Regions from separate parts of the Homo sapiens genome. Here regions 2, 3, 4, 5, 6 and 7 are each linked to region 1. The links are chromatin loops, found by intact Hi-C in ENCODE. Cell type or tissue: heart right ventricle. All regions are shown on one strand.

Region 1 (4,000 bases):
AGTCATATCTGACTCCTCCACTGGACTGACTGCTCCCTGAGGGAAGGTACCATGGCTGCTTTGTTTGCTGCTGTATATCTGGGGTCCATGACAGTGTGGCCTAGCACATTATTTAAAAGTGCTGATGAGATGAATTTATTAACTAATTAATTACTAAGTGGTTTACAGTACCTGGAAGGAGAAAGATATTGGAAGGTTACAGAGAAGGAAAGCCAAAACCAGCAGAGCCACAGCACCTGGTATTTCCATGACGGGCACATCCCTGAACCAAGGGCCTGAAGTGGGTGGGTGGGAACCCTGGTGCACAAGTCCACAGGTGGTAATACTGCAGGACTCTGCCATCACATTGCCATTCAGGAATACAGTCCCAGGGTAGCTCACCTTACAACTTTTCAAGAGAAGCTCGAAATGACGCTCTTTATGTGACATCTCTCACTTCGAAATGTTGGTAATGATCAGTCACTGCACAGGCCCCCGAGACTTGGGCTGCCAATTTGCAAAGCCTGGGTTTACAAAACAAACCTCTTTTTAAATGCAAGCTCACACCTAATTCTGCCAGTAATCCTGGGGGGAGGTGGACAGAGGAAGACCCTGAGGCTCAGAGTGGAAAAATGACTTGCGTACAGCCACCCAGCTGTACGTGGCTGGGTATGTGTGCAGGGGTATGTGTGTGCGGAGGAGATGGGGGGAGTCCCGACCCCCTGGCCTGAGCTGTCACACAGCTCCTCTTCCAGGAGGGAATTGGGGCATTTCTGAGGGAAGTGAAGCTAATTCTCAGAGCTCCTGGCCAAGGAGTTTGTCACAAGCCTGCCTGCATGCTTGGCCTGACACCTCTGAGTCCCTTCCACGGCAGAGATGGGGAGGCTGAGCTCCCACCTGGAAGCCCAGCTGGGCTGCGGCCTTCTCTCCACTCTCTATACCTCGCTGTCCGTCCGTGCCCCACGCACAGCAATTAATCACCACCGCCTCATGACAACTCTGGTATAATTATCTTGTATTATGAGTGAAGTCTCACCAGCAGGCCAGCCCTCCCTAGAGAGGCCACGGCTCCCTCAGAGCCGGGTCAGATGTGTTCTCCGCCCCCATGGGCACAGCGGGTGCAGGGATGTGGAGGGGCCTCAGTGGTTCTCTCCCTCCATCCCAGGCCCCTCTGGGATAGGGGCAGGTTGGTGGGGCTGGAGTGGCTGCTGAATGACTTCCAAAGTCATGAGGGGAAGGAGGAGTTACCGTAGTGATAAAGAGAAATGACAATGATGAAGGCAGGTGGCTGGGCCCGTCCAGCCCCCTCTAGTCCTCATTCCCTCATTCCCAGAGTTGCGACTGATGCCAACCAATTGTCAGATATGATTCCAGTGGCTGAGCTGTAGCCACAAGCAAAACAGGAACTCCCTCACCTCCAAGGATCCTGGTATTCTAGAGGGGGAGTCAGACAACACACACACAGGGGCGAGACTATTTCAGACTGTGTTAAGCACTATAAAAGAATGCATAGACAGAGAAGAGCAGGGGACAGGGGAGCAACTTGGCTCTTGGAGAGTGACACTTGAGTGGAGTCAGAATGCATTCGGGGTGGAGGGGACAGTAGACTCAAAGGCCCTGGGGTGGGAACACTCTGGAACAAGAAGAGAGTCATTGTGGCTGCAGTGAGGAAGAAGGAAATCAGGTCTGAGAGGTCAGTAAGGGCCACTACATAGGTTCTAAGAGTTTGGCTTTTATTCTAAATTCAGTGGGATGCGTTCTCAGAAACGATTTTTTTGCTGCCAACTAAACTGTAGCCTTTGGCAGTTTGCCCCCGTCTATAATTTCCTGCCCATCCATCCATCCATCCATCCATCCCTCCAAACATCCTTTCAAGAAACACTTATGGAGCACCTACTGTGTGTTAGTCTGGCCCTGGGGAACAGCAGTGACAAAGCAAAGCCCCTGCTCCCAGAGAGCCCGCCTTCTGGAGGTAGAGACCCTCACCCCACCTCTTCTGCACGGGCACCGGCTCCGCGGACCCCACCCGAGACCCCGCCGCCGCCAGGTGGCGCTCTGCGCCTGCGCTTGGGCAGCAGCCGGGGGTCGCCGGGCTGGGGCCGGGGCCGGGGCCGGGGCAGGGGAGGGGCGGCCGGGGAGTGGGGGCGGGGCCCGCGTCGCAGGTTGTGTGACTTTGGGTTTGACCTGCCTGGAGATGAGCTAATCCCGCCGTATAATAGACTCTGGGGAGATAGGGAAAATGGCTGCGGCGCTATCTGCGTCGCCATGGGGACCATCGCGCGCGCGCGGGCGGGGCGCGAGCCTGGAAAAATACAGCCTTTGTCGGCGGCGCGTGTCACTAACGGCGCGGGGACCTCAGGCGGCGGGCTCGGGCTTCCTTGTCCCAGCTGCAGAGGCTCTGGGGCTCGGACGCCCGGGTGTCCCCAAACTCCGCGGACGGCCCCTCTTCCTTCCACACTCGCACATTCCGTTTTGGTCAAGAAAGTCTCCCGTGACACAGCACGTTCCACCCCGCCGCTCTGGCGTCTGTCACACCGGCACACACCATTCCCTGTCGCTTCCCCAGCCCGGAGTCCACCCACGCTGGCACACGGACAGGCCCCGACGACTGCCCTTCCCCGTGCCCCTCTCTCAGCTCACCAGGGCACACCTGGGCAGAGATACGGCAGGACACACACAGCCTCACGCAGACCCAAGCACACCCCAAGCACGCCCGGCGGGAGCGGTGACACTTGCATGCTCATCCCGGTAGGCACAGGTAGCTTGTGTGCCCCGAAACACAACGTAGGGTGGGCACTTGCATGCACACAGCACATCCACCCTAGTGGCCTCCGGCGTGCTCCCCTAAACAGCCACCTCCAGGGCAGACACAGTGAGGCACTCGCAGGATGCTCATCCGCTGCACTCGGACACGCGGGCTTGCATTCCCATTCCTCCACCACGTGTCCAGCCACCCTGGGCCGCATGCCTGCCCACAAGCTTAGTGCAGCACCGCCTCCTGTGTGAACCCTCCACCCGCCTCATCGGCCGCCTCCGGACACAGCACAGACGCCTGCCATGCGTGTGCATGGATGGGCTCGCACACCTGCACTTTTTTGTGGTACACTTGTTTGACACACCCGCACAGTTGCATCGGCGTTAGCCCATGCACTGGCACACCCACGTGTCCATCCAAACACGCCGGGCACACCGGGGCGCACACTCAGTGGCCCCGGCAGGCAGGCGAGTGGTACGGGCACGGGGAGCCCGCGTGCCCCCAGCAGAGGGCTATCTGCCTGCCCATCAGCGCTCGGATCTGCGGTGGTAAATGATGCATTCGATGGCGGGCGCATTTGTTGTGCGCTCTCTGAAAGGGCTCCGATAATCTGGAAGGCAGAGATAAGGAACACCATTTATTCCGCGGCACTTTGGAAACAATTCCCAGCCCTGTACAACCCCATTCTCGGGCAGCCTCCGGGAGCCGGGCAGATAACGACTGGCTATTCATTATCTTCGCCGGGAACAAAGATTAGCCGGCCGAGATGAAAAATTACCCCGGACAGCGGCGCAGCCCCGCGCGGAGCCCCCTGCCCGCCACCACCGCCCGCGCCTTGGTGTCCCGCCCTGCCCGCGGCCCGCAGCTCATGCCCAGCCCATCCTCGCCCGGCGCCCGGCCTCCCGCGCTTCCTTCGAGCTTGGCGGCTAAGCCCTGTCGGCCTTTCCATCTCAGTCTGTCCATCCCATCCTGCCCATCTTTCCTTTGCGTCCCCACTCTTCTCTCTGGGGCCCTTCTCACGTCCCTCTTCTCGCATTGGCTCTTTGCGCCTCTCTTTGAATCTCTCTATTTTTGTCTTATCTCTCTGTCCTCTCTTATCTCTCTCCTGTCTCTGTCCATGTCTCTGTGGTTATCACCTTCTTTGCTTTTATTCCCATCTTTCTGACCCTTTCTGCCACTTTTTAGTTGTTTATTTCTGTCTGTCTCCAAGTGTCCCCAAGCTCCAGGCCTGTCCCCACCAGTGCCTCTTCCTCATTGTTTTTTTAA
Region 2 (4,000 bases), 330 kb after region 1:
CTCTCCGGTGCGCCATTCACGTCGTTCATTGCAGGAATTCTCACTCAATTTTGCTCCATTATGAGCTGACGGTGACCCAGAGTATACAAGGCATTCAAGAATCTGACTGGAAATTACTACCACAAAACATCTGTCCCATTCCCCGCTTGCCAGCCCTGCCTTAGGGAGTGAAGATGGAAAACAACCCAGAATCCACACGCAGGAACAACTTTTCATTCCCCTCACAAACCAGGCTCCTTTGGAAACTGATGGTTCCAGCATTTTTTTAGAAACTATGTTCCCGGAAAAACATGGCATGGGCCTCTTTTGAAAGCCTTCAGCTCAAAACCCTTCTTTTCCTACCCAGACCCTTCTAATAAAAGCCAGGACAGGAGCTTCACGGGGAAGCAAACATGAAGGCCACCCAGGGTTCTCCCTACTTTGTGTGGTCAGATTCAAATTTTGCATTAAATGCCACTGATCAATTAAAAGACCACAGGGATGTCACACATACTAATACATTCCACAGCTTATGTGGCATCTATCTTATAGACATACTCCCTTTGGAAGATTTATGTTGCGATTACAAAAGAGTAAAAGAAGACATCTGATTTCATACAGGGCTAAGCCTCGGAACCCAGCTTTTCTCCTCGATTGCTATCAGAGGATCGAGGCGGCAGCATGGCACCTCCCATCTAGATTGCATTTCACTTTGCTGCAGATGCTCCAAGGGACCAAGCAATGGACATGCTCAATGAATCAAATAAATGAATAATCCAGAAAGAACTGGTTTGTCTGCAATCAAGAATCAGTGTCTGTGTCTCCATCCTCATGTCCAACAGTGCCCCACCACCTCCATATGCTTATAATTCGTCAGGGGTCAGAGAGATCATTGGCACAGTAACTGCTCCCAGCCAGTCACAGTGGTTCACACCTGTAATCCCAGCACTTTGGGCAGTCAAAGCAGGAGGATCACTTGAGCCCAGGAGTTTGAGACCAACCTGCGCAACACAGCAAGCGCTTGGCTCTACAAAAAATAAACAAACAAAACAATAACTGCTCCCTACTATGTGCCTGAAGCTTTATTTATGGACATCTTTGATGCAACCACCCTGTGAGATAATCATCTGCATTTGAGGTGCACAGACAGGCTCAGAGAGGCCAGGTGGCATTTCCGCTAGACCCAGGCCACCCCTATGCATGGGTTCCTTCGGCCTGACCATCACTATGTCCTTAATGTGCTGGGCCTTGCTACCACTGCTGTTTTCAGTTAAACTCTCTTGGGTGCTAAAGTTATGGAGGCACCTCAAATCAGAAGTTCCAGGTTTGAGGAAGAGAGAGCAGAAAGATATGAGATCCCAATTCTTGCATAGGCTGGAATCTGGTGGGACAGGAGTTGTAAACCAATGCCACTGTCCTTTGTTATCTGTGGGGGATTGATTTGAGGACCCCTGAAGGACCAAAATCTGAGGATGCTTAAGGCCCTGATATAAAATGACAGAGTATTTTCATATAACTTATGCATATCCTCCCATATATTTAAATCATCTCTAGATCACTTGTAACTAATAAAATAAAAATGCTATGTAAATAGTTGCTATACTTTATTGTGTTTTTAAACATATCATTTTTTTGTTGTTGAATTGTTATTTTTGTTGTTTTCATTTTTTTTTTTTTTAATATTTTCAATCTTCAATTGGTTGAATCCACAGATTTGGAGGGCCAGCTATGTCTTTCTGGCTTAAAAGTCTCTATAGAAAAACACCATGGAAGAACTTAAAAAGGCAAATCATTATACAAAAGCAGACATGGCCTATGGTTCAGATAGAACATTGTGCCTCTGGAAGGCAGGGAGATCTCCTTTTTTTCTCCTGGAAAGTCCTTGCTTTGGTTAATACTGTGAACTTGCAGAAAAACAAAACTGAGTATAGAAGGGTTGATGACTGAAGCCCACATCTTCAAATGCTTTAAAAGTTAAGTCAGATAATCTTTACACTGATATGAAAGGGGGAGAAAATACATTTGACCCCTTGCTTCAAACAAAAATCTTCCCATCTGGTTTTTAATTAGAAAGCAGTTGTTTTGCTTTTGCAACACTTTTTAACCTCTGCCATTGTAGGTACAAGCCTGCAAACCATATTTTCATTGATTAAAAAAAAATTAAAAATAAACCTTGAAAGAAACAATATTTTTCTTTTTAAGGAAAAAAGATAGCAAGCAGCAATTTTTCTGAAGGGATCAGACACTTAAAGGCATCTATGGGAAGCCATCATGGCTGTGGCCTACAGTTTATTTTGTCTTGAAAAAGTCAGAGGTCATTTTAACTATGCTGACCTGTGAAACTACACATTGATCATCCCGATCCAAGACTGTAAGCAAATACTGCCCTCTTGTGCACCAAATAGTTCGGAGTCGGCATGGAGATGATTTCCACCCCACCGCCCTGTGGACAGTTTGCGATTGTACAGCTGGGTCTCCAGGGCTGGGAGATGTGTCAGGAAGAGGAGGACACACATCTGTTACCAGAGTGCTTGCTAAAGTGTCCCCAGATTGCCTTATGAGATAGATTTCAAGATAAGAGGAAGAGGGAAAGATTCAGCTGAAGAAATCAGACCAAACATAACTGACTCTTATCTTTCCTAGAAAATATTCATTCCTCGAAAAGAAACTTTATTGGTTGCCATAACAAGTTTTCTTATTATGTACTTTTAAAAACTTTTAGAAACTATTAACGAACCTACAAAAATGACTAAGTAGTACCTCTTTTTATCTAGGAAATCTTTGCCAGGAAAAGAGATTCTATTTGATTCTAGAGGGAAAAAAAGCAGGGAGTTAGGGGGATGCCAGGTTGCTGTTTCTCAGACAAATCCTCAAAAGTTGGCAACATGCCCTTCTTTCTGAGATCCCCCAAGCTGGGGGTGTTGCTGAAAGTATTATTTCCTCTAACCTATGGGCAAGGTTCTGTCACCAGAAGACCAAACTGGTATCCCAAGAAAGCTTTTTTTTTTTTTAGACGTGGTCTCACTCTGCCACCCAGGCTGGAGTGCAGTCTCATGCCTCAGCCTCTCAAGTAGCTGGGATTACACACGCATGGCTAATTTTTGTAGTTTTAGTAGAGACGGGGTTTCGTCATGTTGGCTAGGCTGGTCTCGAACTCCTGCTTCAGGTGATCCACCCACCTCCGCCTCCCAAAGTGCTGGGATTACAGGCGTGAGCCACCGTGCCCAGCCTCAAGAAAGCTTTAAAGGATGTAAACTACTGTTCCCTTGTGAAAGAATTTGAGAAAATCAACAGCAGAAAAATATGCATGCAAGTCTGAGGCTAGGCCATGCCTGCTCAACAGGAACCTCGGGCCAGGCGGGGGAGGCGGGGCGGGGGGTGAGGAGCTGGTCTTCCCTACAGTGAGTGTCCAGTTCTGGTTCTGAGGTACAAAAATTATCCCAACATCTGCACCCACGCCTTCACACTTCCAGGCACAGATCAAGACTGACCAAGTCCCATGCCAAACTTGTTTCTGGAGGAAAAAGAAAAGGCAAAATATGCCGCCTGCCCCACCGCCATGCATTGCCTTCAGCCCAAGAGGCAGCCCCGCAGGAAAGGGGATGGAGGGAAGCATGAAGGGCCTGTGCTCTGTGAGGCTATGCAGGGAAAGGAGCACTGACCAGGAGTGAGACGAGGTCTAGGTGTCAGGGGAATTTTATTTACAATTCTATGATGTTAGATACTTAGTATCTCTGATGTCTAATTCTTGAGTTAGTGGTTCAGGAATGTGTCCTTAACCTCCATGTGGCATTCAAGTCATAAGCAGCCAGTGGGCCAATGTTTAATGACCAAACACAATCACAGAGTTGTGAAAAATGTCTAATTCACTTTCTGCCAGGATTGCCTGCCAACGCTGATTCCACATCAGCCCATCCCTCTACCATGGAAATAAGGGGTTACAGTACCAGAAATAAGACTAAGGATGGATAAAGGCCAATAGGATAGCCATAGTGAGACCAGGCATATCCAGAAGGCTGGC
Region 3 (4,000 bases), 87 kb before region 1:
TTTGAGATGGAGTCTCGCTCTGTTGCCCAGGCTGGAGTACAGTGGCGCAATCTCGGCTCACTGCAACCTCTGCCTCCCAGATTCAAGTGATTCTCACTGCCTCGGCCTCCTGAGTAGCTGAGATTACAGGCATGCACAACCATACCCGGCTAATTGTTTGAATTTTTAGTAGACCTGGGGTTTCGCCATGCTGGCCAGGCTGCTCTTGAACTCCTGACCTCAGGTGATCCCCTGCCTCGGCCTCCCAAAGTGCTGGGATTGTAGGCGTGAGCCATGGTGCCCAGCCGATTGCTGCTAATATTATAAAAGAGGCACAGGCAGCCATGATATGCCTCCTGATGAAAGAATGATTGCCACCTAGAGAGGATCTTGCCAAAAAAAAATCAGATCTGAATCCAATCAAGCATCTATAGATCCAACTACCGATTCAGGAAATGCAAAGGAGAAAGAATGTGCGGCCCGGTGACTCTCAGGCTTCCGAGTGTTCATGAGTCCCTGGCGGGCTTGCCGGGTGAAAAGTCTGGTACAGCAGGTCTGGGTGGGGCTTGAGACATTCTGCATTGCTAGCACGCTCCCCGGGGAGGCCGTGCTGCTGGCCCACAGACTACTCACCCTGAGTCGTGAGGTGTTAGATGATGCCATCATGGTGCAAACGGCAAAAGCACATCAGGATAAACTCTAGGGGATGAACAACATGGTTTTCTTCAACAAATACATTGAAAGAAAGGAAGGAGACTGGGCACAGTGGCTCATGCCTGTAATCCCATCACTTGTGAGGCCGAGACAGGCCTGGGCAACATGGCAAAACTGTGCCTGTTATCTCAGCTACTGGGGAGGCTGAGGCATGAGAATCACTTGAACCTGGGAGGTGGAGGTTGCAGTGAGCCGAGATCACATCATTGCACTCCAGCCTGGGTGACAGAGTGAGACTTTGTCTCAAAAAAAAAAAAAAAAAAAAGAATGAAAGAAAGGAAGGAAGGAGATTAAAACAGTCTTAAGACACATCAACCAGTTGCAGCAGGGGTCCTTCATTGAATCATGATTCCAAAAAAAGTGACACTTGTGAGATAATTGGAAATTTGAATACTGACCAGGTTAGTTAGCTAGGGCAAAGTACCATAAACTGAGTGGTTTCTTAGAATAACAAAAACTTATTTTCTCCCCATTCTGGGGCTAGAAGTTAGATATCAGCTGTTGGCAGGGCCACGCTTCCTGGAAAGGCGCTTGGGAAGGTCCCTCCTTGCCTCCCCCAGCTTCTGGTGGCCACAGACTTTCCCTAGCGTGTGGCAGCATCGTTTCTCATGTGGCGTTCTCCCTGTGTCACTTTGCTAGTCTTCCCTCTGTGCGTGTCTGTTTCTGTCTAAATTTCCCTTTTTGATAAGGACACTAATCATGTTGCATCAGGGCCCACCCTAATGACCTCATTTAAGCTTGGTTACCTCTGTATGGACCCTTTCTCCAAATAAGGTCACATTCTGAGGTCCGGGGAGTGGGACTGCAGCATAGCTTTCTGTTGGGGGGTGGGGACACAACTTAACCCATTACACTAGATTTCTGAGACTGTCAAGGAGATGGCACTAATTTTCTAAGGTGTCATAATGGTATTATGGTTATGTTTAAAAAGTTTCTGTTTTCTTTTAGATAAACATCCAAAAGACTTACAAATGAAATGTTATGATATATACAGTTTGCTGTAGAATGATACGGGGGCGGCAAATGTGCAGCAGTAATAGACGAAGTGACCCTGGCTCATGTCCATAATTGTTGAACCCAGGGGTATATGGGGTCAGTATATTATTCTGTTTACTTTCATAAAAGTTTGATGTTTTTTATAATAAAGGTAAAACAAAAAGAGAAAAACGAATAGCAAGCAACAAAAACAAGAAACTTTCCACAGAGCTGACTCGGCCCCTCCCTTGACCCTCCTTGTACTCCTGGAGAGGGTCCCCACGGGCCTCCCCCTTGCACAGCAGCCTGGCTGGGGCTTCCCTCCTAAGTCCCCCATCCCCAGGCTTCCTTGTGCCCAGAAACTTCCCCTGAGCCCCGTTGCCACCAGGGCTGCCTCCACGTGGTGTCCCTGCTCCCAGCCCGCTCTCGCCTGCACAGGAAGAGCCAGTGCAGTCTTTGCCCTCATGGGGGCAGCCACCACTCAGGGAAGAGATGCCCGGCCCTGGCACAGCTGCAGGCTGGAGCTCCGCCCCAGTGGGTACTGCTGTGAGCCAGTCTGCTACATCCTCGTCTTCGGCCGGCCTGATGGCCTTTGAAAGGACAGTGGCTGGGATGTGCTTCTCTTGAGAAGGAAAATTCAGCCTGACTCCACTTGGGTCAGCTCTCCTCGCCTGGCTCTTTGAGGGGCTCTGGGCCAGGCCTCAAAGGCACGGCATTAAGGCCCAAAGATCCCCTGGGAGGAAGGCCCCATCAGCAGAGGGAAGGAGGCTACTAGCGAGTGCCCCCTAAGAACTCCTGTGATCTCTGTCCCAGGGCCCTTCCCCTCCACGGGGAGAGAGCCTTCTAGAACCATAAACAATGACTACAAGACAAACAGCCTTGTGACCAATGATGGGAGCTTGCAAGTGTTTACACTGCGTAGATCAACACCTTTAAGAAAAAAACTTAACAATGAAGCAAGTCTTAGGTAAAATGTCCCCTGACCTCTTTCGGGTCACACACGGCATCTCCCAGGCCTTTCTCCAAGGGCATCTTCCGAGGCTGACCCCTTCCCCACCATGATCCCACAGGGCTGGAAGGGTGGAAGGGAGGAAGTGCAGGGAAAAAGGATGTAGCAAGGGGTCTCATGCACTCTATCCATCCATGTGAATATCCCTGTCCTCTATAAATAGGAAACCATCCAGGCAGATGTTTTTTTTCTGCAAGTGTAGACTGCGAACTGCATGCTGCGGCCTGAAGAATCCCACCAGCTAGTGACGCCCCAAGCACACCCTGTTCTCCCACCAGGGGTTTCCACCCTGTCTCCACCCTGGAATCTCAGAGAGTTTCCAAATGCCCCTCCCCAGATGGAGGAGATCAGAACCACTTTCTAGTTTCCCCAAGTGATGGCAAGGTGCAGCTAGGGTAGGTGATCAGGAAGGTCTCTGTCCAGCATGAGATGAGGTGCCCGAAGGCGATGGAAGGCAGGTGCCAAGGCACATTTCTGGTGGATGGAGACTAGTAATAAAATGACAGGGACAACGTTGGGGTAAAGGGTCTCGGATTGGGGGAGGATGAAACCAGGGTGGAGAACTTGAATAACGGATGACATTCAAAAAGCACCCACTCTGCAGGGGCCTCTTTCAGGCTGCTCTTTTTTGGCGTGACTTTGGCTCCACAATGGCCCAGGCGGAAGAGCCACAGGGATGCTGAGGCCACTGCAACCTTCAAGGTGGGCGTTTCCAGGCAGAGGAGGCAAGAACAGTTGGTGGGTGGGCCAAGAAGGACCTTGCATCCTGTCTCAGCGTCTGTGGACTTTGCCTTATTTGTGAATTTTAAGCAGCATCAGATTTGTGCTTTAGAAAAATTGCTGCCATCTGAAGCGGGGATGGGTTGGGGAGAGACTGGAGTCAGGAAAACCAAGTGAGGAGGCTGTTGCCTTGTTGGGAAATAACACCACCATGCACTGCAGCTGGGGCTGGAGGTTTGGCGGGGAGTGGCTAAGGTGGGGAGTGTGGGTGGGATGCAGAGATGGGGAGATCTCCCTTTCCCGGAAGGCATCTGGATGTTCCCAGAGTTCCCCACAGCTCTACAACTCGGGCAAAGAAGGTCAGCCCCTTTTTCTAAGACGGTCCTCACTCCCAGCCTCTTTCTTCAAGGCTCGGTGCCTCCATGCTCCTTGCCACCATTCATGCTGGTGGAGGAGGCTGCTTGTGGGTTGCTGTGAATATCTCAACTCTTCCTAGGGGAGGTGAGAAGCCTCCTGCACACAGGCTATGTTGCCGCCACTCTGTGTCACCAGAAACCACATCAGAAATTTCCCAAGATTTGATCAACATCAAATTGATGACAC
Region 4 (4,000 bases), 190 kb after region 1:
TGAGAGCCCGGGAACAGTTCTCTGCTGTGCTCATGAGGATGTCCTGGTTACAAGTGCCCTGTTAAAAATGGAGATGCCAAGAGCCTGACTTGCCAAAGCCCCGTTACCAGGCAGCGGTGAAGTCAGGTTCCCAAAGTGGACCTCCTCATGCCTGAGTCCTGGGTGTGGCATCCATAGACTCTGGGAGTGGGAGGCCTACCTGCCAGACCTGGCTGGCTGACCAACTAGCTTAGATGGTGACAGGGATGCCTGGGCTCTGAAGATGCAGCCTGGTCACTAACTGAATGCAACATGCCACCCGTGGCTCCCACATGGCATGGAAAGGCAAGAAGCACAAAGCTGCATCGACCAGAAACATGAGTGCAACCCTGTTGCCAGGAGGATAAACCCTTCCTTGCATCTCCATTTTGCCCTGTCCTTGGCTTTCACAAATGGTTACCCAGACAACTGCCCTTTTCCTGGACTCCCCCAATTGGATGTTGGCAGGAGACATCAATTTCTCTTTCAGGGAGAGGCACACTATCAACTGGCTGGGAGAGCCAGGATGTAGCCTTTTCCAAGAGCTGGCAGGAATAGGAAAAACCAGTTTCTACCCAGATTCTACAACATCCCAGGTGCTTCCCATGGTCATCCTCATCACAATGCTATGGCATGGAAATAACTTACAGACAAGGGGGCTGAGACCTACGGAGGCTACTTGACTTGACCAAGTTCACACCGCCAAGAAATGGTAACCCTAGACTTTAACCAAGGGCTGTATGAGTCCAAAGTTAATGCTCACCCTCAAACCAGACCATCTTCCCAGGGAACTATCTCTTTCTAGAAGTTTAGAATTTTCTATATATGGTAATGCAGAAAAACTGTCTTCTGGGTATTCTTTTACTAAAAGATACAGCTAAATGGTTAAGGAAAAGAAAAGGGAAGAGAAAAGAAAAATTGCAGAGGGCCTTCTCCCTCCTCCCCACAGCCTGGCCCAGGTCCCTTTGCCAATCCAGCTAGAGGAAGCCACACCTGCTGTAGCCCTGCCTGTCATCTGTACCTTGACAAGCAGGTCAGGACACAGGGCCTGCCACAAGGATGGTGGCCCACCCATCTCTCAACTGTTTCTCATTAGCGGGAACATTCCGCTTTTCAACAACCATGGACGCCTCTGTCCTTCCTTGGAGGGTGAAGGCGGAGCCTCTTCTAAACACTGGTATTCTGAACCCCGGTGGGTGCCCACACCAAACAAAGGCTCCCCTATTCCAGCGCAGTCTGGTGACACAAAGGCGGTGGGATCCCGCTACTCCATCCTCTGCGCATGGAAGTAGCCAGCAGTTGGACAGGACCAAAACTCCAGGAGAGAGAGCTGGCCTAGGTCCAGGTGCTTGGGGCAGCAGCGGGGACCCTGCCTGTCTGAGACCCAGCACTGCCCACTTCTGTGTAACTCAGGAGCTCTGGTTCTCTCATCTCAGAGAGAGATGATAACAGTCCCTACTTCACAGGGTTGTCTAGGGTTAAATCAGAAGAAAAGGCATGTAAAATGCTTGGCTTTGTATCTGCCACATAGTGGGGTCTTTCCCTTTCTCAAGTTCTGTCTCAGAATCTTCTCAACATGGAACTCTTGACGGTACAGCCAATCCATCAGAGGTGGAAATGGGATGAAGCTTTTCTTATCCCTCATGTGAATTCAGGGACAAATCAGCATTGATGAGCACTGACTGTGGGCCAGGCACGGTACTAGGTGCTGGGGATTCCAACATAGAGAGGTTGGGAGCCTTCTCTTAAGCAGCACAGAGTCAAGCGGGAAGAGGGGTGACTGGGCTATGATAAGGAGCAGAGCTCAACTCCATCCTCAGGACAGATGCAGCTCCCAGGAAGAGGTGGGACGTAAGAGCTGGATTTTGAAATATTTCTAAGAGTGTTTCAAATGGTCAGGGCTGGAAAGGGCGTCCCTTGCAAAACAACAAGGAACACTCCTGAGTGCCCACTCCAAGCACATGAATAATCAATGTATGCTCAGAAACACTCTGAAAAGAGATGGAGGCACAGAAAGGTGAAGTCCTTGGCCCCAGGTCACAAAAGAAAGAGTGCTACCGAAGCCTGAAAGGACAAGGCAGCTGCTGGACAGGGAACCAAACTAGCTCCGTGGGCCTGAAGCTCCCCATGCATGGCTGCAGAGGAAGACAGGCTGCCAGCCACACACTTCAAGTTTGGAGCTGTGCCCTGAAGGTCACGGGACCATGCAGGCTTTTAGTGGGACGTAGAGGGCTAGCCCCATTAGCTGGCACTCAGAACACAACTGTGGAGCTAAAATCCTTCCCTCCTTCCCTACAGGAATCTGGTTTCCAAACATTTAACATGTCCATGCTTCTTCTGACCACCTTTCAAATTCTCTCCTCTGTAGTAAAATGGCAGACCCAGAATGGGGCTCAGCATTACCGAAGAGGAAGGTGAATGCTGTGAAAGGAGAATTAGTTACACTTCACATGGGTCCACAGTTGAAAATTGCAGAAAGGTCAGATTTCTGTAAAAATAACTACATTTTCAATGAATGAGGAGACCATGCAATTAGAGGGAATCTCATGGTTAGTCCTTTTCTAAAACACATTGGTCTAAATCTGAATTTTAATTTTAAAAATTTTCTTAGAAGGATATCACCTGCATTATCTTTTCTTACTTTTCCAGTTCATTCACATTGTTGTGTAGTTTGTTTCCTCACCTACACTCCTTTTAAGTAAAACCAAACAGTTTTATCAAGTGGGCCTTTCCCCACACAGAATGTTGCATCAATAGAAGGCCTCCCCAGCCACTGCCACTGTAATAGTCACCTGCAGCCAGTACTGCTGAGACCAGCTGAGGGACAGAGGCCTCCAGACCTGCTTGCCAGGTGGGCAGGGTGGGGCAGCAGAGCACAGGGGCCTGACCTCCAGAGCCTGAGCACTACTGCAGGTTTCCAAACTGAGGTGGCAATGCAGTGCATTAAGACCAGTGGTTTTCAAGTGAAAAGGAAAATAAAAAATTGGAGTAGAATGCAATGCAATGGAAGTCAGGAGGTAAGGATACTATTTTGTAAAGCCTTTCACTTTCTCCACCTGCATGTGCATTGGGTCATGATACAGTCTATCTGTACAGTGATTATGAGGAAAAGGTTGGAAAACACTGTTCTGTTGTGTGCCTACAAAGAAAACAGCAGCATGACTCTCTCTGTGGGCCTCCTGTAAGTGTGGGAGACCAGGGGATAGGCGCAAGGCCACTGGCACGAGGTTGCTAAGAGGCAATCTCTTGGCTATGACCTTGTACAATTTTAGAAACTCTCAAGAAGCCAAACTAAGAGAGTGAGTAAAAGCCACAACCTCCAGGAGTCAAGATTACGGGGCAGGAGCAGTCAAAGCTGAAAGATGCGGAGATGGTTGTATGTGGCCCCTTGCTTCCAGAGGGAAAGGAGAGAAAAAGGAAATCCTGTGACTTTCTCCCTACCCTTAATTAAATACACAACTAAGGTGAGTTCTAATTTCCTAACCTTGCCAAAAGGCTCATCACTAAGCCACAGGAATATTCTTGGCAGTGCCTCAGATGGTCTAAAAATGCTGTGGCCAAAGGGCATCCAGATGATAATGGTGACACCTGCTTTTCTCCCTGAAAAGCACAGATACCGCACCTGCCTTTGGTTCTGTTATGACTTCATTAAGCTGCACAAGGTGTATGTGATTGGAAAAGCAACTGCTCCTTTGTTTTGCTTTTTGATTTCCTTCTCCAAGTGTGTCTATTTTAAATGGGTCAATGGATGTTAATGCTAGGAAAAGCTGACATTTGAATAAGATCACAGAGTGTGGCATCCAGCACCTCAGCAGGCCAAGCCAGGCTAGGTCAGGAGAGTGGGGAACTCTGAGGCCCCAGAGTGGGCGCCAAGAATCGGTGTGTCCAGGCCCTTCCTGCAAAGCACCTCTGCCCTTCTTGAGTAGAGAAGAGTTTCCAGAAGCTCCACACCTGAAGGAGTAGGGGTTTCTCTGGCTGGGCA
Region 5 (4,000 bases), 72 kb after region 1:
TAAGTACCCCTGACCCTGGCCCTGGCCTCAGACCTGGACCCCGAGCAGGAGCCCTGGCTGGCCCACATGGGGGCTTTTGTCCATTTCTGAAGTGACAAGAGACACACAAAAGGGCTTTTAATTAAATCAAAGAAGGGGGAAACGGGCCAGCCGGGCCGCTATTATGTTACCAAACGCGAAAATGAAAACTTATTTTTAAAGCTCTGGTATTAATTTGAGATTATTCAGATAGTTAATTAAAAGTGCAGCATGTGTTAAATATTATTTCAACAAAGATTATCATCAGGCCTCCATGTAATGTGATCCTTGGGCTTGGGAGCTTTATGCAAATGGCTGCAGCCAGGAGGAAGGGCCCTCAACAGAAGGGTGGCAGGCAGGCGCAGGGAGGGCAGGAGCTCCGCGTAGGCCCACTCACTCCCCTCGGGTCTGGCTCCCCCAGACACAGATGGAGTCTCAGCCAGGGCCCCCTTTCCAAGCCCTAGGTGAGTAGGGGCCTGACTGTCTGGCGGGTCTCGAGCCCACCAGCCAGTCAGCAGCAGGGCCCCATACAGTCTTCTGGATGGCACTGTGGGCCATGAGGGAGGCTGGCCACACTGCCTGCCTCGAAGACCAGCACACCTGTAGGTGTGTGTGCATGGGCGTGAGCAGGGGGTCTGGGAACAGCAGTGTGGATGTGTGTGCTCCTGACGCTGTCACAAGACTGGGTGTGCACAGGTGACGCTTGTGTATGAGCTGGGAGGCTGGCAGCGTGTTTGTGTTCAGGGTCTCTCCATCTTACCCGTGGACTCTGGCACTGACAGTCTGGGCCCCTGCATGTGTTATGAATATTTGTGTGTGGTACACATGGGCATGGGGTGGGCACTGCTGGGTGTGTGCCCATAACCCACCCTGAGCAAGTCACATCACTGCTCAGCGCCTCAGCTTCCCCGTTTGTAGAATGGGATAGGTAATAACAGTAAACGCCTCACTGGGAGAGTTGGACGGGATTACATGGGATAACACAGACATCCAACTTAGGCCTGTCCTGTAGAGACAGAACACAAGCGGCAGGTGAGAGCCATCTACCTAATTTTATATCTTAGCCACAATTTTAAAAAGAAAAAATGAAATTAATTTTCATATTTTATTTAACCCAGTAGATCCAAAATATTACTATTTCAGCTCAATACAAAAGGTGATAAGTGTGATTGTTTAGTCTCTCTTTGTCACAGAAGGCCTTTGGAAGCTGGGGTGTACTGGGCCCTGGGTATATCTCATCTTGGACGGCCACATCACCGGTGCTCAGAGCCACGTGGGGACGTGGCGGCCTTTGAGCCTAAGGCCCTGCCCCCCAGGCCGGCTCTTCGCAGACCCGGGGCCAGCGCTCTCCCGGAGAGACTCCCGGGGCACCTCGCTGGATGGCGGGGACTGGCGGGGTAGGGGTGGGGTAGCCCGGAGACGGGTGGGCCCAGGATCCCTCGCTAACCTCCTCCCCCACACCGTGCACTGGGTCCGTGTCCCTAGGTCGTGCGTCCCAGACAGTCCGACAGGTGTTTGCCGCAGTCCTGAGACCACATTCGGGCTCCCGCCCGCGCTGCGCCTCGCCGGGGCCGCCCCTGCCAGCCCTGCCGTGCGCTCTCGGCCGCTGGGCGCGGGCCGCTCCTGCCCTCTGTCGGCGCCTGGCGGCAGCGCAGTCCCGCGGCGGGCCGAGGAGGGGGCCTGGCTGGCTACGGCCCTTCGGGGCGGAATGGGTGCGTGCCCACCCCACCGTGCAAGGGCCCCACCGTTCCAGGACATTTTCACACCTCATCCCACAGGATGCTTACGGCGGGCTGCGAGGCCAGCAGCGCCAGCCCGGTTTTACAGACGGGAAAGCGGAAGCTCAGAGAGGACCTGTGACCTGCCCAGGGCCACACAGCAGGACTGCAGGCAGGGATTCGAGCTGAGGTGGGAATCCAGGTGTTCAGCGCACTTCCATGAGTCCCGCCGGGTTCAAGTGCTGGCTCTGCCCCGCGTGGCCTGTGCAGCGAGACAGGTGACAACCTCTCTGAACCTGAGTGGCTCTGCTGTAAGCTGGGGGCGACAGTAGCCCCTCCTGCGTAGGACTGCTGTGAGGATTGAACAGGGGATGACTGTAAGGTTTCTAGCAGGTCCCTGGAACTCAGCATTCATCCAAAAAGTCGCTGAGTCACAGCATAATAACACGATTCACCTACCTCGGGGCCTTGGCACCTGCTGGGCCCCCGCCTGGAAACCCTTCCCCCGGATCTTGGATGGGATGGCCCCTCTGCCTTAATCTCGGTTCAAACTCACCTCAGCAAGGCCCGCCCCAGTCACCCTGTTAGCATTGCCCTAATTCATGCCCTTGGAGCCCTTGCCAACAGCCAGATGGTCCCGCGTGTCCCCAGGCTGCCTGGTTTCTTGCCTGCTGCCCACAGGACAGGAGGGCCCAGGAGGGCCCAGGAGGGCAGAGCTCGTTCATCCTGGCCATTTCCGTCACTGGGAGCACCGCGCCTGGCCTGGGTGGGTGCCCGATGGGAATGTGTTGAGTGAAAGGTAAAATGCCCAGTCAGGCGGGAATGCAGACAGCAGCTGGGGTGGGAAACCGCGTGGCAGTAAAACACACGCCACACAACACAGACCTTCCACGGTGAGGTGTTTACTTATGGGAGAGAAGCACCGATGCTCACACAAAACCCCACAAGAGTGTTCGGAGCAGCTTTAGTCACAGTCACCCCAAACTGGAAGCAGCCCGAGTGTCCTTCCGCAGGTGAATCCATCCGCTCGTCCACAGCCACACCTCGGGGCCCTGCTCAGTGACCCAAGGAGCTGCTGGGACGTGCAGCCACAAGCATGAATCCCAAGGCCAGGAAGCCTTGCTGGAAAGTCCACACACAGTGTGATCCCACTCATGTGACATTCTAGAAAGTGTAAAACAACAGTGATGGAAAAGAGATGAGTGAATGCTGGGGCCGGGTGTGCGAGGGGTGCTTTCACAGGGGCATGAAGCATGGGGGTGCACCTGTTCTCTCTTTTGACTCAGGTAGGGGTTACACAACTGAATGTGTTTTTCAAAACGCACAGAGCTACATGTTTAAAGGGGTGATTTTTACTGTATGTGACAAACAACAATTTTAAAAACCAGTCACAGAGTCGCAGACTCTCAGAATCATGGAGTTGACCAGTCCTACCTGCTTGGTGAGAGGCCCTGACCACCCCGCCACTGCCTCCCTGAGAAAGACCACTTCCGCCGCAGTCTCCACCTTAGACTGAACGAGCTTTAGAACTGGCCCACAGAAGATGAGAGGAGTGGGGGAGGAGATTGGGGTGGGGCGGGAGACACGGTCCCGGAGGTTGTTACTTCCATTCACTTTGTTGCGTGCGTCAGTAGTTTGTTGTGGTGGGTATGGACACATGGGGTTCACTGTATTATACTCCGCGCACTTTTCGTATGTTTGAACTATTTCCTTAATAAAAATGATAAATGGCTGGGTGCCGTGACTCATTCCTGTAATCCCAGCACTTTGAGAGGCCAAGGCAGGAAGATCACTTGAGGACAGGAGTTCACAAGCAGCCTGGGGAACATAGTGAGACCATGTCTCTACCAATAAAGAAAAAAAAATAGGCAGTATGATGGTGCATGCCTGTGTAGTCTTAGCTACTCAGGAGGCTGAGGCAGGAGGATCATGAGAGCCTAGGAGTTCGAGGCTGCAGTGAGCCATGATCACACCACTGCACTCCAACCTAGGTGACAGAGTGAGACTGCCTAAAACAAAGCAAAACAAAACAAAACAAAAACCCAAAACACCCCCAAACCAGATAAGTAATACAATAATTAAAAACAACAATAAAGTGAATTCCACCATAGAACCCCACTGGCCTCTTCTGCAGCCCTGGGAAGCAGGTTACTTTCTGCCCATTGAGGAGAAGAGCAGACTGAGGCTTGGGGAGGCACCCAGCCTGCTGGTGTAGGGAGCAGCCAGCAGCAGAAGCCAGGAGGCTGGTGGGTGCTTCCTGCAGC
Region 6 (4,000 bases), 410 kb after region 1:
GCTGAGTTGGGAGACGACAGGGATGTATGAGCGTGGGCTTTATCCAAAGGGCCACAGTCCCAGTTGTCCCTGTAGGAATTGCCTCTTGCTTGGTTTGGAGCTAGAGCACAACTATGTGCCAAGCATAGGAATACCATTGGACTAGGAATTTCTAGTCACCTTCATGGTATTTCCAGGTATTCCATGTGATCACCATCTATTTTATTTTTTACATTTGAGTCATGGAGCTGTAAGTGCAGGATGCAAAGCCAGGCAGTGCCCTGTAGAGCCCAGGCCATCTTCAGTGGTACATACCCTGAATTGGTGTCTCCGAGGCAGCATGTGCTGTGCTCTTTCCTCTGCCCTGCCCACCTTTGCCCCAAATGTTCTCTTCTGATGGGCTCTGGCATGCAGCCATGGTTGGAGATGCTGAGCAGACTGGGGCTGCAGTGACGTCTCGATGCGCTTTGCCTGGACCTTGTCTTTTCACCAGAGCATGGCATCTTTGTTGAGCATCGTGTTGAGCAGGACATGCCTGGCCAGTTTGATTCCATTTGATCCCCAGTAACCCATGAGGCAGGGAGAACTACTGTCATTGCCATTTTAAAAGATGAGGACATTGCCCAGGCATGGTGACTCACACCTGTAATCCCAGTACTTTGGGAGGCTGAGGCTGGAGGGTCACTTGAGCTCAGGAGTTTGAGACCAGCCTGGGCCACATAGTGACACCCCTACTCACCAAAACATCAAAAAGTTAGCCAGGTGTGGTGGTGTGTGCCTGTAGTCCCAGCTACTTGGGAGGCTGAGGTGAGAGGATCGCTTTAGCCCAGGAGGTCGAGGCTGCAGTGAGCTGTGATGGTGCCACTGCACTCCAGCAGAGTGAGACCCTGTCTCAAAAAAAGACAGATGAGGACACTGCGACCTAGGGTAACTAATTCGCCCAAGTTCATAACATTAGTCAGTGGCTAGCAGGTAATGGGACTGGCTGTAATCCAGGCTTTCTGATCCGGAAACCCGTGTTCTTAATCACCGTGCCACCCAGCTTCCCTCCTGCTAGAAATCTCTCATCTCATTGTCATTAGGATTCATGAGGTGGCTTTCCTCTGGCAGTTTGTGAGCAGGACCTTTCCTTTGGAGCAGTCAGGGCCTCTCCTGGGCCTTTCCTGGCACTTCTGCTGCTCTCCTGTGGCTGGAGGCCCAGCCTGGGCCTGCCAGCATCTCTTACCGCATGCAGGAGTGCTGTGGGGATGCATCAGGAGAGTCACAGATCTCCCTTTGTAACCAGCATTGGCAAATTACTGAAGCAGTTATGGTTCATAGTAGCAATTGTATATGTTACCTAGGAGATGGTGTCAATGGCCGGGGGCCTCATCGCCACGTAAGGGTGTCTTGCCAGGTGACTTGCAAGGGTGACTGCCAGGTTGAAGCCAAGGCATTCACTGAACGGAGGCAGAAGCAGAAACAGTCCCAGGCAATTCTTGGAAAACTGGCCCATTCTTACTGCGGGACATAGCACCTTACTGTTGGGTCCAAAACCCCATGTGTCCTGCCAAAAAAGGCAGCCCAGCACAGATGTGTTCAGGGCCAGAGACACCATTTGCCTACTGAATGACTTGAGCAATTTGGTGCATCTCACCGAGCCTTCACCTTCTCTGTTAAATGGAACATCTCCTCCCTCCTTTGCAAGATTGTCATTAGGATTTGTGAGGTATTGGCAATAACGGGCCCTCCCATCCTTCCCATTGCTGTTGTTATTACTGTATTCATAGCTTTGTGTGCTTCATAGGTACCCTCTAGGGTCCTCTACGTACAACATACAACAGCTTCGCAATAGCCAGTGTTGGAGGCTCCAAGAACGAGGGTCCTGTGGCTATGTGGAGAGTAAGCAGCAGAGCCAGGACTGCCACTCAGAGCTAGTTCACCCTTGCTGCCGCCATTCGAACCCAGAGCTCCTGGCCCAAACAGTCTGGAATGTTCTGTACTGTGCTTCTAGGACAGTGACTTGCCAGGCCAACTCTGGGCTGGGGCTGTCTTGGCTCTGTCAGGAGGGCCTCTCCTCAGGCTTTCTCTCAGGACTCGTGGCTTTGTTCCCGCTGGCCCAGGCGATAACCTCAGCATTTTTACTGGAGCCTGGGGCTAGGTTTTTAAACAAACTCAATGTAACTTGTGTACTCTGCAATCCAAGCCGACACCCTCATAAACTATCCCTGCAGGTTATTAAATGATTAAAGATCTCATTTATGAACTGTCCATTTTCGAGCAGCCTGAGACAGACGCTTTCACGATTGCTCTGACCTGCTGCTCTCTCTAGTGAGAGAGAGAGAGCAGAGTGTCCCTGACATTCTGGAAGCTGAGCCACAGATTCAGTGCATCTCACTGAAGGCGAGGCACTTAGCTTAAGCTGTCTCCTATGACCAGGCTCCAGGATTCAATATTTACATCTCCCTGGAGTTTCAGAAGGTCATCTGGGGACATTTTTCTTGGCAAGACCTGGTGGTTTCCTCAGTCCCAGCTGTGAGTGAGAAGCCGTTTTTACCTTGAAGCTGTGTTCAGGGGGGAGTTCTGTTGTGAGTCCCTCCCAGCTCCTTTTCTTGGTTGTCCTTGTACCATCCAGTAACTTCAGAGGGCCCCTTTTTGCCCAGCTGCATTTAGCTTTGGATTTCAGACAGTGAAGCCCCTCCTGCATAAGCTAAGATTGTTTCAGTGGAGCTCACACCCTGGCAGTTCACCCATGAGCCCAGCAGATACGTTTCATGTGGCCTATGCAGTGTTTGTGAAATGTTTGAACAAGTTGCTGACATCTAGACATCAGGACATTTCTTTCTTTCTTTCTTTTTTTGAGATGGAGTTTCTCTCTTGTTGCCCAGGCTGGAGTGCAACGGCCCAATCTCAGCTCACTGCAACCTCCGCCTCCCGGGTTCAAGCAATTCTCCTGCCTCAGCCTCCTGAGTAGCTGGGATTACAGGCATGTGCCACCACACCCACCTAATTTTTGTCTTTTTAGTAGAGATGGGGTTTCGCCATGTTGGTCAGGCTGGTCTTAAACTCCAGACCTCAGGTGATCCACCTGCCTCCGCCTCCCAAAGTGCTGGGATTACAGGCGTGAGCCATTGTGTCCTGCCAAAATCAGGACGTTTCGTACAAGGATCTGAGTTCTGAGCCTGTCTTGAGAAAAGGGAAGACTGCAGACAACACCTTGCAGCAGTGGTGGCCGCGGGTGGAGGGGCTGCCTCCCCAGGGTGTTTGCTGGCCAAGCATTTCACCCTCACCTGGCTCATCGCAGCCGCTCTGTCCTGCTGGGGCTTTCCAAGGCCTTTCCCATCTGTGGGCAGCCAATGTGCTGTCCCCCAAGCCCAACCGCGATCATCAGAGACTGGGCTCCCCCTGCAGCTCCTGCCCGCAGGGTCCCAGCCTGGAGAGCTGACAGGCGAGGCTTGATGTGGCCACCTCAGTAAACCTCTGGCTCTCCTCCCTCCTGGAAGGCTGAAGCTGGGACTCAGTCTTTCCCAGCTCCTGTGCCTCTACACTGGGTGTGCTTTTATGGCTTTAATTTCAACAAGGGCTTCTTGATATCTTGTTTACGAAGCTGCCAAAGTGAAAAATTCCTGTATTATATGCGGCTCGAAGTCCTGCAGTTATCTCAGCTCCACAACACACAACATCATTATCCTGGCTGCCCCTTATCACTCAGTGCTGGTACGCCTGCAGGATCCTGGTCCACCGTGTTACAGCATCCCCGCCGCCAGCCTGCCTCCCCTCCAACTCTACCAAGATCTTCAAACTGCAACAAGCGTCAGCCTCTTCTTGATAGATTAGATATCTCCCGGTGATGTTATGAGGCCTGGTAAATCTTTAAAAGTAACTGTTTTGATTTATTTAACCATCATATTTATCAAGCAAATAAAAAATGTCCCTTCTTGCCTGAGTGCTTGTAGGCAGTAGTGCCCATGCTGGAGAGGAAGGTTAGAGCCCTTGCAGGAGCCCCGGGTAGGTTAGAAGAGGCCCCAGTTCTCTGCCTGGG
Region 7 (4,000 bases), 400 kb after region 1:
CTTCACCTACCTGCACCGCGCCCTGGAGTCTTCTATCGCTCCCATCGTCATCTTTGCATCCAACCGAGGCAACTGTGTCATCAGGTAGGATGGCTGCCTGCCAGCCACAAGGCTTTTTTAACTTCCATCTGGGCTCATTTGTTCCTCAGGATCTCTCCAAACCCCATGAGGTGGGACAGGGATGAGGGGAGGTCATGTTGTTTTTGAGGGAAAATGTGCCAAGTGGCTTGCCTCTGGCCTCATTTCCCTAGTCACCAAAGGCAGCAGCTGTCCTGTCACTCATGAGGAGGGTCTCCCACGTGATCTTTTGGGTGTGATACTACAATTTGGTCGTTCAATTGGAGTGTACAAAGGTGAGATCAGACAGGGCTAGCCTTTGATGACATTATACACATGAACGTCTTCAGTCTTCATCTGCGCTCTGAGAGGTAGGCATTATTGGCGTCATTTTTCAAATAAGGAAACTGGAATCATAACTTGTCCCTCATCGTAAAGACAGGATAAGAACCCAGCTCCTTCTGATAACAAAACCAGCATTTTCTTTCTTTTTTTTTTTGGGGACAGAGTCTCACTGTGTCGCCCAGGCTGGAGTGCAGTGGCGCGATCTCGGCTCACTGCAAGCTCCACCTCCCGGGTTCACACCATTCTCCTGCCTCAGCCTCCCGAGTAGCTGGGACTACAGTTGCCCACCACCACGCCTGGCTAATTTTTTTGTATTTTTAGTAGAGACAGGGTTTCACCGTGTTAGCCAAGATGGTCTTGATCTCCTGACCTCGTGATCTGCCCGCCTCAGCCTCCCAAAGTGCTGGGATTACAGGCATGAACCACCACGCCCGGCCCCAGCATTTTCTTTCTATCCCAGACCTCTGAACCACACTGGTGTCTTTCCATCCTCCCGCTCCACTCTTTCCCATCCCTTTGGCCTGCCTTTGGGAAGGGCAGATGTTGACCCCTGGAAGACAAGTGTTCATACGGTGCTCATCCTGCCAAGATTGGCCCAAAGCTGGGCCAGGAACTTTCCTGCGGTTGCTTTTTCTCCTAAGCACTCTCCACGCTCGTGGTCCTGGAGAACACCCCATCTTCCCATCTCTCAAGCCCAGTGTCAGTATTCCCAGTACCTGGTAGTTTTATTGCTCTTTTGGTTTTCTGTGATCTTGTTTAAACATTAGTGCCTGGTCTCTGCAGTGCTGGGGGCACAAAGGTGGGTGATGAGGGGCCTGTTTTCAAGCCTGCAATAGAGTAGTGTGGGGACAAAGTCCCTGAGGCTGCATGCTCAGGGCAGTGGAGGCAGTGGGAGTTAGAAAGACACCCTGTGGCCCATGAGTATCTCAGGACACAGCTGGAGCCAAACTGAGTTTGAAATAAAAACTGCTGATTTGCCTAACTCAGCTCTGAATGATGGTGGGCCCTATCTAAGATTTTAGTTTGCTTTTAATAGAGAAGCTTTATTATTAAGACTGTCCAAGCTGGGCACAGTGGTATGCACCTGTAGTGTACTCTCTGGGAGGCTGAGGCGGGAAGATTGCTTGAGGCTAGGAGTTTAAGGTTGTAGTGTGCAATGATTGCACCTGTGAATAGCTATCGCACTCCCACCTGGACAACAGTGAGACCTCATCTCTAAAAATAATTAAAAAAAAACAAAACATGCAAACTCTGGTGTTGCTGGCTCTGGGTAAGCCCCACAATGGGGGTTCTGTAGTGCTGTGAGCACTGCAGTATAGCAACAGCCCTTCCCCCTCAGGCGGTTTCTTTCACTTGCAATTAGGAATCGAATGCGTGATTCAAGTCCATGTGGCAGCATCTTGTAGCTACTCTGAATCCCCGTCCGTGATGCTCTCTAGACAAGACCACTGTCATAAGTGCTTCCTAAGTCTTGGAGAGAAAGTGTGTGCCAGATCCAGCATGGCTACTTGGGCAGCTTCTGGAGACAGATGCATGTGGGCCTTATGGCTGGTATGCCTGGCATGCCTGTGGCTGTCTGGACTTGCTTAGCCTTGGCTAGGCCAGGCTGAAGCCTGACAGTGCAGTTGGTGAAAGGGCTCAGCCTTGGACAGATGGTGCCCCCTGCTGGGGAGCTCTGCTAATAGGCTTCCCTCCCTCCACAGTAGGGAACCCAGCCCAGCCCATACCTGCAGAGCCTGGCATCTCTCGTCTCAGAAGTAAGGTCTCTCAGTCCCATCCCACTCAGGACTAAGGTGCACAGAAAGGTGGCCTTGATCTCAGAACCTGCTCAGTGGAGACAAAGCTCTGGTCAGCCTGAGACCCGGGAGATTTGGCCCCAGCCCCATCTGGGCTGATTTGATCAAGGGCTGCTAGAGGTTGTGGAGACTCCTTGCTAGACTGTAGTTACTCAAGTGGAAGGAAGACACTCAGAACATGGATTTTTAGGCAGGTCGGCTCAGGTAACGCAGATTCGGTTGTTTGCTTTGGAAGAGAATTTTGGCACTATGTTCTAGTAGGAAATTTGTTGTAGTGGTGATAATAATGTCAACATGGTAATGAAAAAAGTAATAGCCAACAATAATAGCCATCTGATATGCTTCCCACAGACTCCACCCCTAGAGGGGAACTACAGGGCTTCCTTACCCCCCAGAACCACATCTGATCTCTAGAGCTCCGAAGGAAAGAGAGGGGGAAGGGAGGTGACTAACTGAGGGCTTCCTGTGTGTCAGAAACTATACAGAGCACTCTACATGGGCCATCTCATGTCCTCCCAGGACACCCTGACAACCCTGTGAGCAGTTGAGGTTATCTCCAGACTCAAATGGGAGGTTACCTGCCCAGGCCATAGGCTAGAAAGTGTTGCCACTGGAACCTGAGCCCAGAGGAACGTCTGGGTCCAAACTCCATGCTCTCACTGCTCTCCCACACCGCTTCCCAGTGGACCCTGGGCTGTGAGCGGGGATGGAGCTTTGACGGGGTGCTGCCTGGAGGTGGCAGTGGGGAACTGTTGGATGCTGACAACAGATTGCCGTGAAAATGCAGCCTCCTAGGAGTGTTCTTTCCCAGGTAGTGTACGCTCCCTCTCGGCTTCTTGCCGCTCACCCCTCCCTGTGTAAATGACCCTTGTGGATTGAGCCTCAGAAGTGAGCCCACTCTCTGATGGCCATTGTGTTTTATGGAGCATGCATTTCAGCACAAGCCTGGTTCCCACATGGAAAAATTACAGGCATTGGAGTCACGTGGAAGCTCATGACCCAGGCGAGTTCCTTGACCTCTCTGAATCTTACCATCCTCATCAGGAAATGGGAATATCAGCACCTTTTTTGCAGAATTATGTGAAGAGTAGAAAAAGTGAGTGCAAAGTTATCACCCAGGCCAGCCCTAGAGTATTGCCCTCTTGGAAGCTGATTTCATGCCCCTGCCTGGTCTGCTCTGTGGACATGGCTTGGCCTCAGGGATCTCTGAGAACCCAGCAAGGCATGAAGCCTCTTCATAGCCCCTCCTGACCTTGACAAGCAGCCCCCAAGTCCTTTAGGTCACCTCTCCCTGTGGACAGCTGATGTGGGAGCCGTTCTAGAAGAAGCACCTGTCCCTGGTCCTCTTGATGCTCCAGGCTCCTTCTGGGAAGGGTCCATCCATGGATGACAGGGAGGCAAAGCTCTGTTGCCTTCTTGCCTGGCTCCTCCCTAACTTGCCACCATAAGAAGTCCCTTTCCTTCCAGGCTCAGGATCCTGAACTGTTAGATGAGAGCCCAGCACTGATCCCAGCTTGAAAACTGGGAGATTTTCTCTTCATATTGAGGTATAGCTCCCTGGGATTAGGAGTTCTTGTAGGAGTTTCTCACTGAAAGTCACTTTGTTGCACCAAAACATCAAGACTTAAGAAACAGTATGGACTCTGCTCAGTGTAACCCTGTGGCAGATAGTGTTCCAACAAAAAAAAAAACCAACTTTATGGAGACATAATTCATATAAAATACAGTTTTTTTTTGTGATTTCTAGTGTATTCACAGAGTTGTGCAACCATCACCACGGTCAATTTTAGAACATTTTCATC

What was found. Hi-C counts contacts between places; a loop is a spot of excess contacts. Peaks named below come from ENCODE experiments on the same cell type or tissue, not always from the same donor. Only the 100,000 strongest peaks of a DNase experiment are listed, where the experiment ranks them.
Region 2: it touches region 1 in a loop (7-fold over the local background); 69 of 110 quality-filtered maps call a loop at or near these places.
Region 3: it touches region 1 in a loop (2.6-fold over the local background); 32 of 110 quality-filtered maps call a loop at or near these places.
Region 4: a loop joins it to region 1, with 2.2 times the contacts of the local background. A loop is called at or near these places in 21 of 110 quality-filtered maps.
Region 5: it touches region 1 in a loop (7-fold over the local background); 94 of 110 quality-filtered maps call a loop at or near these places.
Region 6: a loop joins it to region 1, with 3 times the contacts of the local background. A loop is called at or near these places in 81 of 110 quality-filtered maps.
Region 7: a loop joins it to region 1, with 6 times the contacts of the local background. A loop is called at or near these places in 62 of 110 quality-filtered maps.

Annotation. Positions count from the first base shown.
Region 1 is chr3:128,496,043-128,500,042 of GRCh38, reverse strand. The region is part of intron 2 of GATA2-AS1 (GATA2 antisense RNA 1); the gene reads right to left. Among named protein-coding and RNA genes, the nearest start is that of GATA2, 4.8 kb to the right of the region's middle. In heart right ventricle, a CTCF peak has its summit at 2,026 (motif pointing right); DNase peaks (open chromatin) are centred at 2,262 and 2,792; H3K4me3 peaks cover 1,269 bases; H3K27ac peaks cover 475 bases; H3K27me3 peaks cover 3,579 bases.
Region 2 is chr3:128,169,490-128,173,489 of GRCh38, reverse strand. The region is part of intron 1 of EEFSEC (eukaryotic elongation factor, selenocysteine-tRNA specific); the gene reads right to left. Among named protein-coding and RNA genes, the nearest start is that of EEFSEC, 18 kb to the right of the region's middle. In heart right ventricle, CTCF peaks have their summits at 2,178 and 2,381 (motif pointing left); DNase peaks (open chromatin) are centred at 129 and 2,399.
Region 3 is chr3:128,582,737-128,586,736 of GRCh38, reverse strand. No RefSeq gene overlaps it. Among named protein-coding and RNA genes, the nearest start is that of LINC01565, 8.7 kb to the right of the region's middle. In heart right ventricle, CTCF peaks have their summits at 1,923 and 2,131 (motif pointing right); a DNase peak (open chromatin) is centred at 2,176.
Region 4 is chr3:128,309,716-128,313,715 of GRCh38, reverse strand. All of the region lies in intron 4 of EEFSEC (eukaryotic elongation factor, selenocysteine-tRNA specific), which reads right to left. Among named protein-coding and RNA genes, the nearest start is that of DNAJB8-AS1, 150 kb to the left of the region's middle. In heart right ventricle, no CTCF peak of the experiment used is centred here; DNase peaks (open chromatin) are centred at 115 and 2,195; H3K27ac peaks cover 2,263 bases.
Region 5 is chr3:128,424,150-128,428,149 of GRCh38, reverse strand. It overlaps a transcript of EEFSEC not described here. Among named protein-coding and RNA genes, the nearest start is that of DNAJB8-AS1, 37 kb to the left of the region's middle. RefSeq lists enhancers at 104-662, 1,741-1,940, silencers at 1,351-1,400, 1,431-1,740 and a cis regulatory region at 1,188-1,868. In heart right ventricle, a CTCF peak has its summit at 1,664 (motif pointing left); a DNase peak (open chromatin) is centred at 1,657; H3K4me3 peaks cover 737 bases; H3K27me3 peaks cover 354 bases.
Region 6 is chr3:128,082,897-128,086,896 of GRCh38, reverse strand. The region is part of intron 9 of RUVBL1 (RuvB like AAA ATPase 1); the gene reads left to right. Among named protein-coding and RNA genes, the nearest start is that of RUVBL1-AS1, 9.1 kb to the right of the region's middle. In heart right ventricle, no CTCF peak of the experiment used is centred here; a DNase peak (open chromatin) is centred at 2,019; H3K27ac peaks cover 2,352 bases.
Region 7 is chr3:128,093,384-128,097,383 of GRCh38, reverse strand. RUVBL1 (RuvB like AAA ATPase 1) reads left to right here. Exons shown (of 11, transcript NM_003707.3): 8 at 1-84. Among named protein-coding and RNA genes, the nearest start is that of RUVBL1-AS1, 20 kb to the right of the region's middle. In heart right ventricle, a CTCF peak has its summit at 2,062 (motif pointing left); a DNase peak (open chromatin) is centred at 2,063; H3K27ac peaks cover 575 bases.